Linked DNA regions of Homo sapiens: region 1 is linked to region 2. A link is an interaction called in ENCODE POLR2A ChIA-PET data of the cell type or tissue named here. Cell type or tissue: OCI-LY7. All regions are shown on one strand. Each heading gives the region's core, and the rest is flanking DNA. Links, peaks and the distances in the headings are about the cores only.

Region 1 (9,896 bases), core at 2,026-7,025, 260 kb before region 2:
CAGTTATGTTGTTGTTTATCTTTTTTATTCTTGAATATGACAAAACTCTATATATGATCACGTAAATGTTCTGTGTTATTTTTCAATCAGAAAAAAACATAATTTTCATTAGAATTACAGAATTTAACTTTATTTTTTTGTGTGAGAAAAAGAAAACCACTCACGGCTATTATAACTCAAGGACTGAATTTAGTGATAAAAAGTTGTCACTTAGAAAAGATGATCATTTTCAGATTAAAATATACTCAGCTCCACCAATACCTCCTATCTACCTTATTCTCAGATCATACCCTCAAGACAGTCTTTCTACCTCAACCCTGCAGAAAGACTAGTGTCAGCCCTAGACCAAGTGAAAAAACGCCTCAAAGCCTAGTTGGCTGATGGGATCCCATCACTTTCTCCTGTGTGTCTCCTCTTTCTGTGTCCTTCTGAAGATTTTCTGCGCTTTAATTTACTCCATTTTTTTTAAGTAATTACAAGAATATATGAATAGACCTTTGTTGGAAAGAAAGGTAGGAAGGAAAGAAAGGAGGAAAAAAAGTGGGAGAAATGGAAGAAGAGAAGGAGGAAAAGAGGCAGAAAAATAGGTGGAGGAAAGCAGGCAGAAAAAGTGAAAGAAGTCTAATGCAGTATACATTAGCCTCCAGCTCAAAAGAGCTGAGAGTTAAATAATCCAGCAGTTAAATTATTGGTAGCTTCAAATTGGTTGCAATGGGAAGTGCTTACACTACAAAAAAATTAGCACATAAATCAGAGTTTGTGTTTAGTTTTGGAGAGCTGCTTTAAGGACACACCATCAGTCCAATTCCACCCCACCACCATCTTAGCCACTGTAATCAATTTGTGCAAGTATTTGAAAACCTGTTCGCTATGCACTTTCACACAACATAAACATGAACACGTAGAAATAAAAATACATAGCTATGTTTTGTGCTTTGTTTTATGTAAGTAGATCACACTGCATATAATATTCTGTTGTTTTCATCACTCATATCAAAGTCTTGAAGTCTCTTTCCATGCATTCTCTATACATTTAACTTTTTTTTTTTAACTGTTGCATAGTTTTCCATATTTTGGTTGTACTGTAATTTATTTAACCTTTTGCCTACAAACAGATGTTTAAGTTGCTACTGCCTTTTTGGTTTATTAACAATGTTATAGTTAACACCTTTTTTTTTTTTTTTTGAGATGGAGTTTCCCTCTTGTTGCCCAGGCTGGAGTGCAGTGGCGCGATCTCAGCTCACCGCAATCTCTGCCTCCCAAGTTCAAGCGATTCTCCTGCCTCAGTCTCCTGAGTAGCTGGGATTACAGGCATGCACCACCATGCCCAGATAATTTTGTATTTTTAGTAGAGACAGGGTTTCTCCATATTGGTCAGGCTGGTCTTGAACTCCCGACCTCAGGTGATCCGCCCGCCTCGGCCTCCCAGAGTGCTGGGATTACAGTCATGAGCCACCGTGCCTGACCTTATTTAATACCTTTTTATATGTCTCTTCATGTATGTGAAAATATTTCTCATGACTCTCAAGAAGTGAAACTATATAATGGCAGAGAGGTTTTTTTTTGTTTTTTTTTTTGAGTCATGCTCTGTTGCTCAGGCTGGAGTTCAGTGGTGCAGTCATGGCTCACTGCAACCTCGATCTTCTGGGCTCAAGCAGTCTTCCCACCTTAGCCTCCGGAGTAGTTGGCGTTACAGGCATACACCATCACACCCAGCTGATTTTTTTTTTTTTTTTTTTGTAGAGATGGGGTTTTGTCATGTTGCCCAGGCCGGTCTCAAACTGCTGGGCTCAAGTGAGGCCGCCTGCCTTGGCCTCCAAAAGTGCTGAGATTACACGTGTGACCCACTGCCTGCCAGGGCTTTTAATTTTAACAAATTTTGCCAAATTGTCTTCCATAAAGTCTATATTAATTTACATTCCCACCAACGGTGCTCTGAAATTAAAACACAGGACTGATCTTCTCATGCCTTGAGTTTCTTTCTTCCAGCCAACTAGTTAATTGAATAAACCAACTAACTCATTAATGACTAGTAGTAGTAATTTCATATTCATGAGGGAAGATGTTCTTGGACTCTCAAATTCTTCTCAGTATGTAGGTACCATCTTCACTTCAGAGTTGGTCCAAAGCTGGTTATTATTCTCTAATAATATATATGCCTTTAATATTCATTTTTGCATCCTGACTTTTGTACTTATTTCATACATCTTAAATTTTTCCATTGATTTCATACATCACATTTCTCAAAGAAATAGAAAGTCTCAATATTGTTGGCTAAAATTGAAAATATGTATTGACCAAGAAAATTGTCTTAATGTTTTAATAACATTCTCTATCTGTTTTTCAGAGAGTATGCAGGCATTTTTCAAAGTAAGTAATTGCCAGAAACCTTCAACAGAAGCCTTTGTTACTGGGACACATGTTATACATTACTATATTGCTGCTAAAGAAATTCTTTGGAACTATGCTCCATCTGGTATAGATTTCTTCACTAAAAAAAATTTAACAGCAGCTGGAAGGTAATGAGTCACTGGTTAAAATATTTATAGTTAAATAATTAAGATAATTGAAAAATTTCATAATCTAGTTACTTCTGAAAAAGATTTAGGCATCTAATTAAAATATACTGATAAAATAAATATAAGAAAGTAATTGGAAAATTTTGAAGCCAAGGAGCATTGCTAGACAAAATTCTTCTCTAAATGCGCTGGCCGACAATGTAAAGGAAAATATATTATTCATCTTTTTCCTAGCACAAAACTTTAAAATGGATTTACTCTATACTTATGAAACATTTAACAATATAGCAGACAATGTCATCAATAACATTTTATTAAAATTTTAAAACATTCTTTGTGTGCAACTTATACACTCCTGCTAAGATCTGAAGGCACAGTTAAATCATTGAATGTGATATCCTTAAACTATATTCTATAAATATTATGTACTCAGTAACACCTAAGACTATATTACCAATTGTTGTCTTAATAACCAAAAACTAACACTAAAATGCATTACTCTGGCATTCATTAGCATTTAAAAGTGGGCAAAAAGTTTTTCTGATAGTCCAACTGCCAAGTATATTTACCATATTGAGGACAACAGGAGATTTAATTCTTCTGGCCTACTGAGTGAAGACACATGTTAGAACAGACAAAGTCCTAAAACCACCAGAAAATAACGTTCTTTATGATACTTATTTTTCTCTAATGCACTCACAGGAATTTGAGAAAGCAAAGAATATTATGTCAAGTGACATTTTCCCGTCTTTATTTTTAATTATTTTTTAATGATACATGATATTTGTACAGATTTAGGGGGTACATATGATATTTTGATATGCGCATACAATATGTGATAACTAAATCAGAGCATTTAGGATATCCATTGCCTCAAACATCTATCATTTCTTTGTGGTGGAAACTTTTCAATTTTTTTCTTGTGGCTATTTTGAAATATACGATATAGTGTTATTAACCATAGTCACCCCACTGAGCTATTGAACCCTGGGGCATATTTCTTCTATCTAATTGTATGTTTGTACCCATTAACCAACCTCTCTTCATCATCCATTACTCCCCCACCACCACCCCCACACATTCTTCCAAGCCTCTGGTAACCATCATTCTATTTTCTACCTCCATAAAATCGACTTTTCTAGCTCCCATGTATGAGGGCATATGACATTTGTCTTTCTGCGCCTGGTTTATTTTGCTTAATATAATGCACCCCAGCATCCATGTTGCTGCAAATAACATGGTCTCAGTCTTTTTTATGGCTGAATAGCATTCCATTGTGTATATATAGTACATTTTCTTTACTATTCACTTGTTAATGCACACTTGGGTTGGATTCCATATCTTGGCTTTTGGGGATAATGCTGCAATAAACATGGAGGTGTAGTATCAAAGGTGTATCCCTTTGATACACTGGTTTCTTTTCCTTTGGATAAATACCCAGTAGTGGATTGTATGATAGTTCTAATTTTAGTTTTTTGATGAAACTCCATACTGCGTTCCATAATGGCTGTACTAATTTACATTCTCACCAACAGTGTGTAAGAGTTCCTTCTCTGCAACCTCAGCCGCTTTTGCTGCTTTTTGTATTTTTGATAATAGCCATCTTAACTGGGGTGAGATGAGATCTCATTGTGATTTTGATTTGCATTTCCCTGATGAAGAGTAATGCTGAGCATTTTTTCATATATCTGTTTGTTGGCCACTTGTGTATCTTCTGTAGAGAAATGTCTCTTCATTTGACCCTTTGCCTGCTTTTTAATGGGAATATTATTATTGTTATTATTATTATTACTGTTAAGCTGTTTGAATTCCTTGTATATTCTGGATATTCATCCTTCGTCACATGAATAGTTTGCAAATATTTTCTCTCATTCAACAGGTTTTCTTTCCACTCTGTTGATTGTTTCCTTTGCTGTGCAGAAGTATTTTAGTTTAACATAATCGAAATTGTCTATTTTTGTTTTTGTTGTCTGTGCTTTTGAGGTATTAGCTATAAAATAGTTAGATCAATGTCCTGGAGTGTTTCCCCCATGTTTTTTTCTAGTCAGTTTTTATATTTGGGTCTTACATGTAAGCATTTAATCCACTTTGAGTTGATTTTTGCATATGATGAGATATGGCCTCTAATTTCATTCCTCTGCATATGGATGTCCTGTTTTCCCAGCACCATTTATTGAAGAAGGTGTCCTTTCCCGAGTGTATATTCTATGTTCTTGTCACTTTTTTTTGTTTGGAAGGTTAGTTGGCTGTAAATATATGGACTTATTTCTTTCTGGGTTCTCTATTCTTTTTCATTGGCCTGTATGTCATTGGGTTCTCTATTCTTTTTCGTTGGCCTATATGTCATTGGCCTATAGGATTTTTTTTTCTATTTTTGTGAAGAATGTTATTGGTATTTTATAGGGTTGCCTTAAATCTGTAGATTGCTTTTGGTAGAATGGTCATTTTAACAATATTAATTTTGATCCATGAGCATGGGGTGTCTTTCCACTTTTTGTATCCTCTTCAATTTCTTTCATCAGTGTTTTGTGGCTTTCCTTGTAAACATCTTTCATCTCTTTGGTTAAATTTATTCTTAGGTTTTTTGTTTGGTTTGGTTTTTGTTTTGTAGCTATTGTGAATGGGATTGTTCTCTTGATTTCTTCTTCAGCTACTGTGTTATTGGTATATAGAAACACTACTGATTTTTGTATGTTGATTTGTATCCTGCAACTTTATTGAATTCATTTATTGTAAGAGTTATTTCGTAGTGTCTTTAAATTTTTCTATATATAAGATCATGTCATCTGCAAAAAGGAAAAATTTGACTTCCCCTTTTCTAATTTGAATGCCTTTTATTTCTTTCTCTTGCTTGACTGCTCTGGCTAGGACTTCCAATACTATGTCAAATAGGAATGGTGAAAGTGGGCATCCTTGTCTTGTTCCAGTTCTTGGAGGAAAGGCTTTCTGGTTTTCTTCACTCAGTATGTTAGCTGTGGGATTGTCATATATAGCCTTTATTATGTTAAGAGTGTAACTCCTATGCCTGATTTGTTGAGAGTTTTTGTCACAAAAGGATGTTGAACTTTATCAAACACTTTTTCTGTACCTACTGATATGATCATATGGTTTTTGTCCTTTATTCTGTTAATGTAATATATCACATTGATTGGTTTGCTATGTTGAAACATCCTTGCATCCCTGGGAAAAAAACCCACTTGATCATGGTGTATTATCTTTTTGATATTTGTTGGATTTGGTTTGCAAGTATCTTGTTGAGGATGTTTTCATCTATGTTCATCAGAGATATGTAGTTTTCTTTTTATGTTGTGTCCTTGTCTAGTTTTCGTATTAAGGTAATGGTGACCTTGCAGAATGAGTTAGGAAGAATTCCCTGTTCTTCAATTTTCTGGAATAGTTTGAGAAGAATTGGTATTAATTCTTCTTTGTAAGTTCGGTGGAATTTGTCAGTAAAGCCATCCAGTCCTGGGCTTTTCTTTCTTGGGGGATGTTTTTTTACTGATTCAATCTCATCACTCAATATTGGAGTGTTCAGGTTTTCTGTTTCTTCCTGGTTCAATCTTAGTAGGTTATCTGTGTCCAGGAACTTATCCATTTCCTCTAGGTTTTTCTGTTTGTTATTGTACAGTTGTTCATAATAATCTCTAATGATCCTCTGTATTTCTATGGTATCAGTTGTAATGTCTCCTTTTGTATTTCTAATTCTGTTTATTTGTGTCTTCTCTTTTCTCTTGGTTAGTCTAGCTAGTGGTTTATCTATTTTGTTTATTTTTTTTTTAAACTGACTTTTCATTTAGTTGAGCCTTCGTATGTCTTTTTAGTCTCTTTTTAACTGAGTTCTGATCTGACCTTTATTATTTCTTTCCTTCTACTAATTTGGGGTTTGGTTTATCTTGCTTTTCTAGTTCCTTGAGGTGCATCATTAGGATATTTACTTGAAATCTTTCTACTTTTTTTTGTTTTGTTTTTTGAGACAGAGTCTCGTACTATCATTCAGGCTACAGTGCAGTGGCATGATCTCAGCTCACTCTAACCTTCACCTCCCTGGTTCAAGTGATTCTCCTGCCTCAGCCTCCCAAGCATCTGGGATTACAGGCACACACCACCACACCCGGCTAATTTTTGTATTTTTAGTAGAGACAGGGTTTCACCATGTTGGCCAGGCTGGTCTCGAGCTCCTGACCTCAAGCGATCCTCCTGCCTTGGTCTCGCAAAGTACTGGGATTACAGGTGTGAGCCACCACACCTGGCCTTTTTCAGCTTTTTTAATGTAGGCATTTATTGCTATAAAATACTCTCTCGCACTGCTTTTGCTGAATCTTAAAGGATTTGTTGGGTTTCCATTTTCATTTGTTTCAATAAATTTTTAAATTTCTTACTTAATTTCTTCATTGACCCAGTGGTCACTCAGGATCATGTTGTTTAATTTTAATGTATTCGTACAGTTTCTAAAGTTCCTCTTGAATTCTAGCTTTATTCCATTATACAATGATATGATTTCAATGTTTTAAAATTTGTCGAAATATTTTGTGGCCTCACATATGGTCTATCCTGGAGAATTTTCCATGTGCTGATGAAAAGAATGTGTGTTCTGCAGCTAGTGGTTAAAATGTTTTGTAAATATCTGTTAGGTCCATTTGGTCTAAAGTATAGTTTAAATCCAATGTTTCTTTGTTGATTTTCTGTCTAGATGATTGGTCCAATGCTGAGAGTGGGGTGTTGAAGTTCTCAACTATTATTGTGTTAGAGTCTATCTCTCCCTTTAGCTCAATAATATTTACTTTATGTATCTGGGTGCTTTGGTGTTGGGCATATATATTTAGAATTGTTACATTCCCTCACTGAATTGATCCCGTTATCATTACAAAACGACCTTGTCTCTTTTTACATTTTTGACTTAAAGTCTGTTTTATCTGATATAAGGATAGCTATTCCTACTAACTTTTGGTTTTTGTTTCTGCAGAATATCTTTTTTCATCCCTTCATGTTTAGTCTTTATGTGTCTTTACAGGTGAAGTGAGTTTCTTGTAGGTAGCATATATTTGGGTCATTTTAAAAAATTCATTCAGCCAGTCTATATCTTTTAATTGGGGACTCTAATTTATTTATATTCAGGGTTATTATTGATAGGTAAGAACTTATTCCTGTCATTTTGGTAATTGTTTTCTGGTTATTTCATATATCCTTTTCCCTTCTGTTTCTCTCTTATTGGTTATAATTGCAGTTTGGTGGTTTTCTGTAGTCCTTGAGTCCTTTGTCTTTCTCATTTGTGTGTCTGCCATGCCAATGAGTTTTATGTTTTCATGTGTTTTCAGGATGGTAGATATTATCCTATTGCTTCCAGATATAGGACTCCCTTAAGCATTTTTTATAGGGCCTATCTAATGGTGATGAATTTCCTAAGTTTTTGCTTGTCTGGGAAAGATTTTATTTCTCCTTCATTTTTGAAAAATAGCTTTGCTGAGTGTAGTACTCTTGGTTGACTCTTTTTTTTTATTTTCAGTGTTTTGAGTGTATCATCTCATGCTGTTTTGGCCTGTAAGAGTTCTGCTGAGAAATCTGCTGTTAGTCTGATGGGGATTTCTTTATACGAGACTAGATGCTTTTCTCTTGCTGTTTTTAGAATTCTCTTTTTTCTTTCTTTGTTTTTGACTCTTGACTCTAATGTGTCTTAGAGAAGGCCTTTTCAGGTTGATCTATTTGGGGATCCTTGAGTTTCCTGTATCTGAATGTCTATATCTCTTGTAAGACATTTGAACTTTTCAGTTTATTATTATTATTCTTTTGCATTAACAGTGTTTGTTTTTTTAACAAGGAATGAAAACAAACTTTTTTTTTTTTAGGCAGAGTCCTGCTTTGTCACCCAAGTTGGAAGGCAATTGCATGATCACAGCTCACTGTTCCCTCAAACTCTTTGGCTCAAGCGATCCTTCCACCTCAGTCTCCCAAGTAGCTAGGTCTATAGGCACGTGCCACCACACCCAGCTAATTTTTTAAATGTTCTGTAGAAATAGAGTCTTACTACGTTGCCTTGCCTAGTCTCAAACTCCTGGCCTCAATCAATTTTCCCAGCCTCCCAAAGTGCTGGGATTATAGACATGAGCTACTATGCCCAGCCCTCAGCTATTATTTTGTTGAATAGGTTTTCTATGTCTTTGTCCATTTCTTCTCCTTCTGGAATACCCAACATTTGAATATTTGGTAGCTTTATGTCACTCATATGTCACATATGCTTTTTTCATTCTTTTTAATTCTTCATTTCTTTCTCTCTCTTTTTTTTTTTTCTGACTGGGTTGTTTCAAAATACCAGACCTCAAGTTCAAAAATTATTTTTTCAAGTCTGTTGTTGAAGCTCTAGATCATATTTTTAATTTTTAAAAAGCTCTTCAGTTCTAGGATGTCTTTTTGGGGTTTATTGTATATCTGTTGAATTTCTTGTTCAGATCATGAATTTTTTTCTGATTTCTTTGTGTTGCTTATCTGTGTTTTGTTGTATCTCACTGAGCTTCAATATTGTTATTTTGACTTTTTTTGGCATGTCATACGTTTCTTTTTCATTGGAATCTGTCACTGGGGAATCATTGTGTTGTTTTGGAAGTGTCATGTTTCCTTGCTTTTTCATGCTTCTTGTGTTTTACATTGATATCTGCACTTCTTCCCATTTTTTGTGGGGCGGTGGCTTTGGTAGGAAAAGAGACATTTTCTATAGATGTATTTATAGTGTGGATTGGGTAGGATGCTTTAACTTTGATTCTTGCTGCGTGCAGTCATGTGGTTTCTGTACAATTTCCTCAGCTGTAATCAGCATCAGTGGTGCCTGTGAGTTCCTTGGTGGCTTATCCTGTGGTTGTTAGTGGAGGTTTTGCTGGGGATGGGGATGCCAGATGGGACAGTCCTTGGGCCCCAGTGGTGGTGGCAGCAGGTTGAGTCTTCCCATCCTTGGGGCCCAGCAGCATACATGGGCACTGGTGTTAGAGGATCCAGACAGGCTAATTATTGGGCCTCCAAGTGGCTTTCTCAGGTGTCAGCAGTGGCAATGGTGAGTTGGGCGTATTTTTGGGTCCCTGGGTGGCATGTATGGTTGTGAAGGCAGGAGTGGTAGCAGGCCAACCCTCAGGCCCCCAAGTGACATGCATAAGTGCCAGTGGTGGAAGCAACAGTCTGAGCAGGCCATTCCCTAGACCCCCAGGTGGTACATGCAGGTGGGTGCCAGCAGAGGTGATGGCAGCAGGTTGGGCAGACCTGTCCTCATACCCTGGAAGTAGTGTACAAATTCAGCGGTGGTTGGTGGAGAAGGTTGATCCTCAGGCTTCGATAACACTTGTGGGCTCTGGCAGGTCAGGCACGCCCCCTGAGACTCCTGGGGAGGAGGAGTGC
Region 2 (5,000 bases), core at 1-5,000:
CACTCAGCAGGTATATGGATATGGTACATCCATGTGGGATATTTCTCAGCTATAAGACGGAACAAACTAGAGATACAATAACCTGGATGAATCTTAAATTAATTACACTCAGTGAAAAACTCCAATCTCACAAAGTTATATACTATGTAATTTCATTTATATAACATCAAATAATAAAAGTATAGAGATAGGAAGCAAATTAATGGTTGCCAGGGGAGAGGGAAAGAATGACAGATGTAGTTGTGGCTGTAAAAGAATATGATGGGCCAGGCGCAGTGGCTCACGCCTGTAATCCCAGCACTTTGGGAGGCCGAGGTGGGTGGATCACAAGGTCAGGAGTTCAAGACCAGCCTGACCAATATGGTGAAACCCCGTCTCTACTAAAAATACAAAAATTAGCCGGGCATGGTGGCACGCGCCTATAGTTCCAGCTACTTGGGAGGCTGAGGCAGAAGAACAGCTGGAACCCGGGAGGCAGAGGTTGCAGTGAGCTGAGATCACGCCACCGCACTCAAGGCAGGGTGACAGAGTGAGACTCGGTCTCAAAAAAAAAAAAAAAAAAAAGAATATGATGAAGGGTCCTTGTGATGGAACTACTCTGCATCTTGACTATGGTGGTAGTCACACCAATCTACCCATGTGATAAAGTTGCATAAAAACCAAAAGTGCATATACATATACACATACACACAGAAAAGGGAATACATATAAAACTGGTGAAATCTGAGTAAGGTTGGTGGATTGGTCCAATGTCAATCTCCTGGTTGGGGCAATACATTTTAGTTATGTAAGGTACTACCATTAGGGGAAAACAGATGAAGCATATGTGGGATCTGTCTGTATTATTTCTTACAACTGCATGGAAATTCTCTCAAAATGAACAGGTTTTTAAAAAACTCTTACAATTAATGTGCAAAATACAATCAGGAATTAGATGCTAAATTCCACAAGAACAGAGATTATGGCCTTTTGCTCACCATTATGATGCTAACATGTAGCAGAATGCCTTACACATAGGCAAATTATTTATGGAATGAATGCAAGAATCTTGAAGATATTCTGTAACAGCAGAAAAATTTAAACGACTTATATTCTACCATACAGGAATGGTTAGTATATTAATACTAACTACTCATGGAATATGATTCAGCAATTAAAACTAATGTCTATAAAGACAACTTCAGTACACTGTGTAATATATACAGCTACATACATTGTGATTATAACTAAGAACATAAACATTAATTAACATTTATATTACAAGAAAGTAAATAAAATAATAGTAATTGCATTAGGGGATTGGTGTAATAGATGTTCCTTCCCCCCTCTTTTTCCTATTATTCTTTTAATGCTAAAATATTAGTAATACAACTGGGGGCAAGAATGAGAACTGTGCTTAGATCTTTTCTTTCTAAATACTCTTTACTTTTAATTTTTATTATGAAGTATACTACCAAAAAAAAAATATATGTGTAGGTTATAAAGGATATTAATAATAAAACTCTACACATTTATCCAATTTGAGAACCTGGACATTATAACACCTTCTTTAACTGAAGCAATTCCACTTAAAATGACTAACAGCTACCCATAATGCAGTAAAGAAATCTAATTCCACAGAGGCCTAAATCGTAGTTGTAAAGTAGAACTTCCAAATCCGACCTGCATGAGCCTGGGAAACAGGAGTCAGAGCTGCTGATCCCTCAAAGTCCCTGGCTGGCTGCCTTTGGCCACAAAAGGCCGTTTCTGTTTACCCTCAGGTACCCTACAAACATCATCAGCCCATCAGCTGTGTGCCACAGGAAGGCTGGGAAGCACGGGGTGTACAGAAAACAAGCAAGGAAGAGAAAAGGCACTGAAGCAGAACTGGTGAATCAACAGTGCCTGTTAAATTGGCAAATCCTGAAACACTCAACAAGAACCTTGGCTCCAGAGGGGACAACACAGGTCATAAAACTTCCAGGGCCACTGACCTCATTATGTGACTACAAAGGTTTATCATTTAGTCCAAAATTGTGGATTAAAAATAAATTAAATGCCATGTAGAAGTCCGTAGCTGAATTTTTAAATTCAGCGGTCTAGAAATCTTAACCACCTTTTCCCAAATGCACAGTTCAACATTTTAAGGTCAGGCAAATGTTTTAACGTCATCAGAAAAATCTATGTATGGTGTTACCAATATCCTCTCTTTAGAAAAATCTTTAAATGATAGGACAGTTCAAAGCAGAATGCAAATCTAGGCACATCTGTATTAGAAAACATACAAGGATGCCCTAAAGACTGCTGATTTTCCATAACAAAAACCCTACAACTTTTGTCCGATACATTTTAGTCAGACTTCTAGAGGCAGCTTTATCTAATCTGACAGGTTAAGATAATTTTAATCTCACTCATCTCAGAGCCAACAAACATGATTAGCAGGCATCACTAGCAGCTGTGATCCGGTACACCAGGGTGTGGTAACACAGGTGAGAGACAGGGAGAAAGGAAATGGAACAAGGGGCACATCGCATCTGTTTTGCGAACAAAAGCAAGTATCTCATTCTGAATCATCCTTCCACCCGGCTGCCCAAATGCAAATGCTGTGTAATCACCTTGCAACTACAGACTTGGTACTTTCTAGGTCTTCTGAGCAGGGTCACATACCTGGTAACCATGGATGCATTTATCAGAAACTGGGCCTATTTGTTTCCTAAGACAGAAACAAGAGTTAAGTGGTGTCTTTTTAAATCTGTGCATTTGTTCAATGCTTGTGTACTTTGCGTGCTCTTCCACAGTTTGCTGGCAGCTGGCTTGTCTACTGTGGATAACAGGGCAGTGAGTTAATTCTGGTTTAGACATGAGCCCCAGCATCTCAGCCAAAGGAATGTTCCCCCTATAATAGTGCTCCTCAAACTGTGGCCCGGGTTCCAGCAGCATGGGCATCACCTGGGAGCTTGACAGAAATGCAAACTGTTGAGCCCCACCCCAGACCTACAGAATCAGAAGCCACATCTTAATCCCTAGGGAATTTGTCTGCATATTAAATTTGAGAAGTACTAGAGTCTTTTGAAGAACGACTTCTTTATTATAACAAAGGATAATAACTTTTAAAAATATCATTTCTATAAAAAATGTCTAACATTTTATAAATTTGGTATTCACATAATAGGAAGATTCAGATAGGTTCCAACTCTCAGATACTTCAAAATCCAAAAAGGGACAGATGGACAAAGTAAATAAAGTAAAAGTCCAGGCACGGTGACTCACACCTGTAATCCCAGCACTTTGGGAGGCCGAGGTGGGTGGATCACCTGAGCTCAGGAGTTCAAGACCAGCCTGGCCAACATGGTGAAACCCCATTTCTACTAAAAACACAAAAATTAGCTGCGCATGGTGGCAGGCACCTGTAATCCCAGCTACTCAGGAGGCTGAGGCAGGAGAATCACTTGAACCCAGGAGGCAGAGGTTGCAGTGAGCCGAGATTGCACCATTGCACTCCAGCCTGGGCAACAACAGTGAAACTCCATCTCAAAAAAAAAAAAAAAAAATTATAGTAAAATATGCTTTATATTGTAATTGAGCTAGAGACAAGGACTGACATGAACATGTGACTCACTTCTATCTATCTATCTATTATTTATTTACAGAGACAGAGTCTTGCTCTGTCACCCAGGCTGGAGTGCAGTGGCGTACCTCAGCTCATTGCCTCTGCTTCCAGGGTTCAAGTGATTCTCCCACCTCAGCCTCCCAAGAAGCTGGGACTACAGGCATGTGCCACCACACCCGGCTAATTTTTGCATTTTTAGTAGAGATGGGGTTTAACCATTTTGGCCAGGCTGGTCTGGAACTCCTGACCTCAAGTGATCCACCTGCCTTGGCCTTCCGAAGTGTTGGAATTACAGGTGTGAGCCACTGCGCCTGGACACTTCTTTTTAAAACTAACTTCCTACAAAATGCTTGGTGGATATAATCATTACTGCCTATAGTGAGCATGCTAAGGATTAATAAATTACAGCTTATGAAAGCCCAGCTCTTGGGGATATTTTTATGAGATTTACTGAGGATCATTAGATTAACCCAAGGTGGCTTATGGAAATCCAGGCACTTGGAGCTTGGGCCCCAGCATCACGGCATCTCACTGGCCTCAACCCATTTAAGCCAAGAATAACTGATTTATTTTACTACTTCATGTTATAGCTTTTGTTTTTCACTACTTTGTTAAAAGATTATTAAGTATCAAGCTATTAATTATTACATACTTGCAAGGAAACATTTATTCTTGGCTTAAATGTCAGTTTCTCAGTCTAAGGCAGGTCCTCCTAGTCTGGACTCTTAGTACTCTGAACTTACTAGAATCATGATTACATAACTGTGTATTAGTTGTTAGATGTCTGTAAGGTCTCAGAATATAAACTTTATAGAGGCAGGAATAAAATCTGTATTATTTACCAGTCTATTTTTGCCCCTTCAATTTAGGATTTTGCCCAGATTAGAAATTAAAATTATGTTTGAAATAATGAATGGACCTACTACAGAAATATAGGTGAGAGGAACCCTTCCAAGAATACATCTAGACTCCATAAAACACTGCAAGACGATGAACTGTGCTGCTGATTTTAAACGACAAAGTATTTTTAGGTATTTTGGATCAGAGGGGAGGAACAGTAGCAATAGAGATAGAAGACTTGAGCCTCCATTCCTTCATTTGTAAAATGAGGAATATACCAGCTGCTCTGTCTACTCAGAGAAATTACTTAATTCATCTGTCATAAAGCCAAGGTAATAGGGATCTTCCTCCATCCCGTATTATTCTCAGGATACATACTCAAGAATGCTGCCATATGAGAGAATTGGGAATGGAAAAACCACCCACCACCACCACCCACCCCACCACAACACATAACCCAACCAGAGTTGAGAAGGACCCTGGTTCAGACCTGACTTTGCCTAGCTCAGAGACATCAGGCAAGCTGCTGCCCTGAACTGTACCAATGGCAGGTCCCCAGTGCTAGCTAGAT

The links. Peaks named below come from ENCODE experiments on the same cell type or tissue, not always from the same donor. Only the 100,000 strongest peaks of a DNase experiment are listed, where the experiment ranks them.
Region 1: POLR2A ChIA-PET joins it to region 2 with 5 read pairs; 4 of 35 experiments call an interaction of 5 or more read pairs at or near these places.

What each region holds. Positions count from the first base shown.
Region 1 is chr3:149,259,489-149,269,384 of GRCh38, reverse strand. It overlaps the pseudogene CPHL1P. Among named protein-coding and RNA genes, the nearest start is that of TM4SF18-AS1, 20 kb to the left of the region's middle. In OCI-LY7, for the core only: no CTCF peak of the experiment used is centred there; no DNase peak of the experiment used is centred there.
Region 2 is chr3:149,001,645-149,006,644 of GRCh38, reverse strand. All of the region lies in intron 4 of GYG1 (glycogenin 1), which reads right to left. Among named protein-coding and RNA genes, the nearest start is that of GYG1, 13 kb to the right of the region's middle. In OCI-LY7, for the core only: no CTCF peak of the experiment used is centred there; a DNase peak (open chromatin) is centred at 2,514.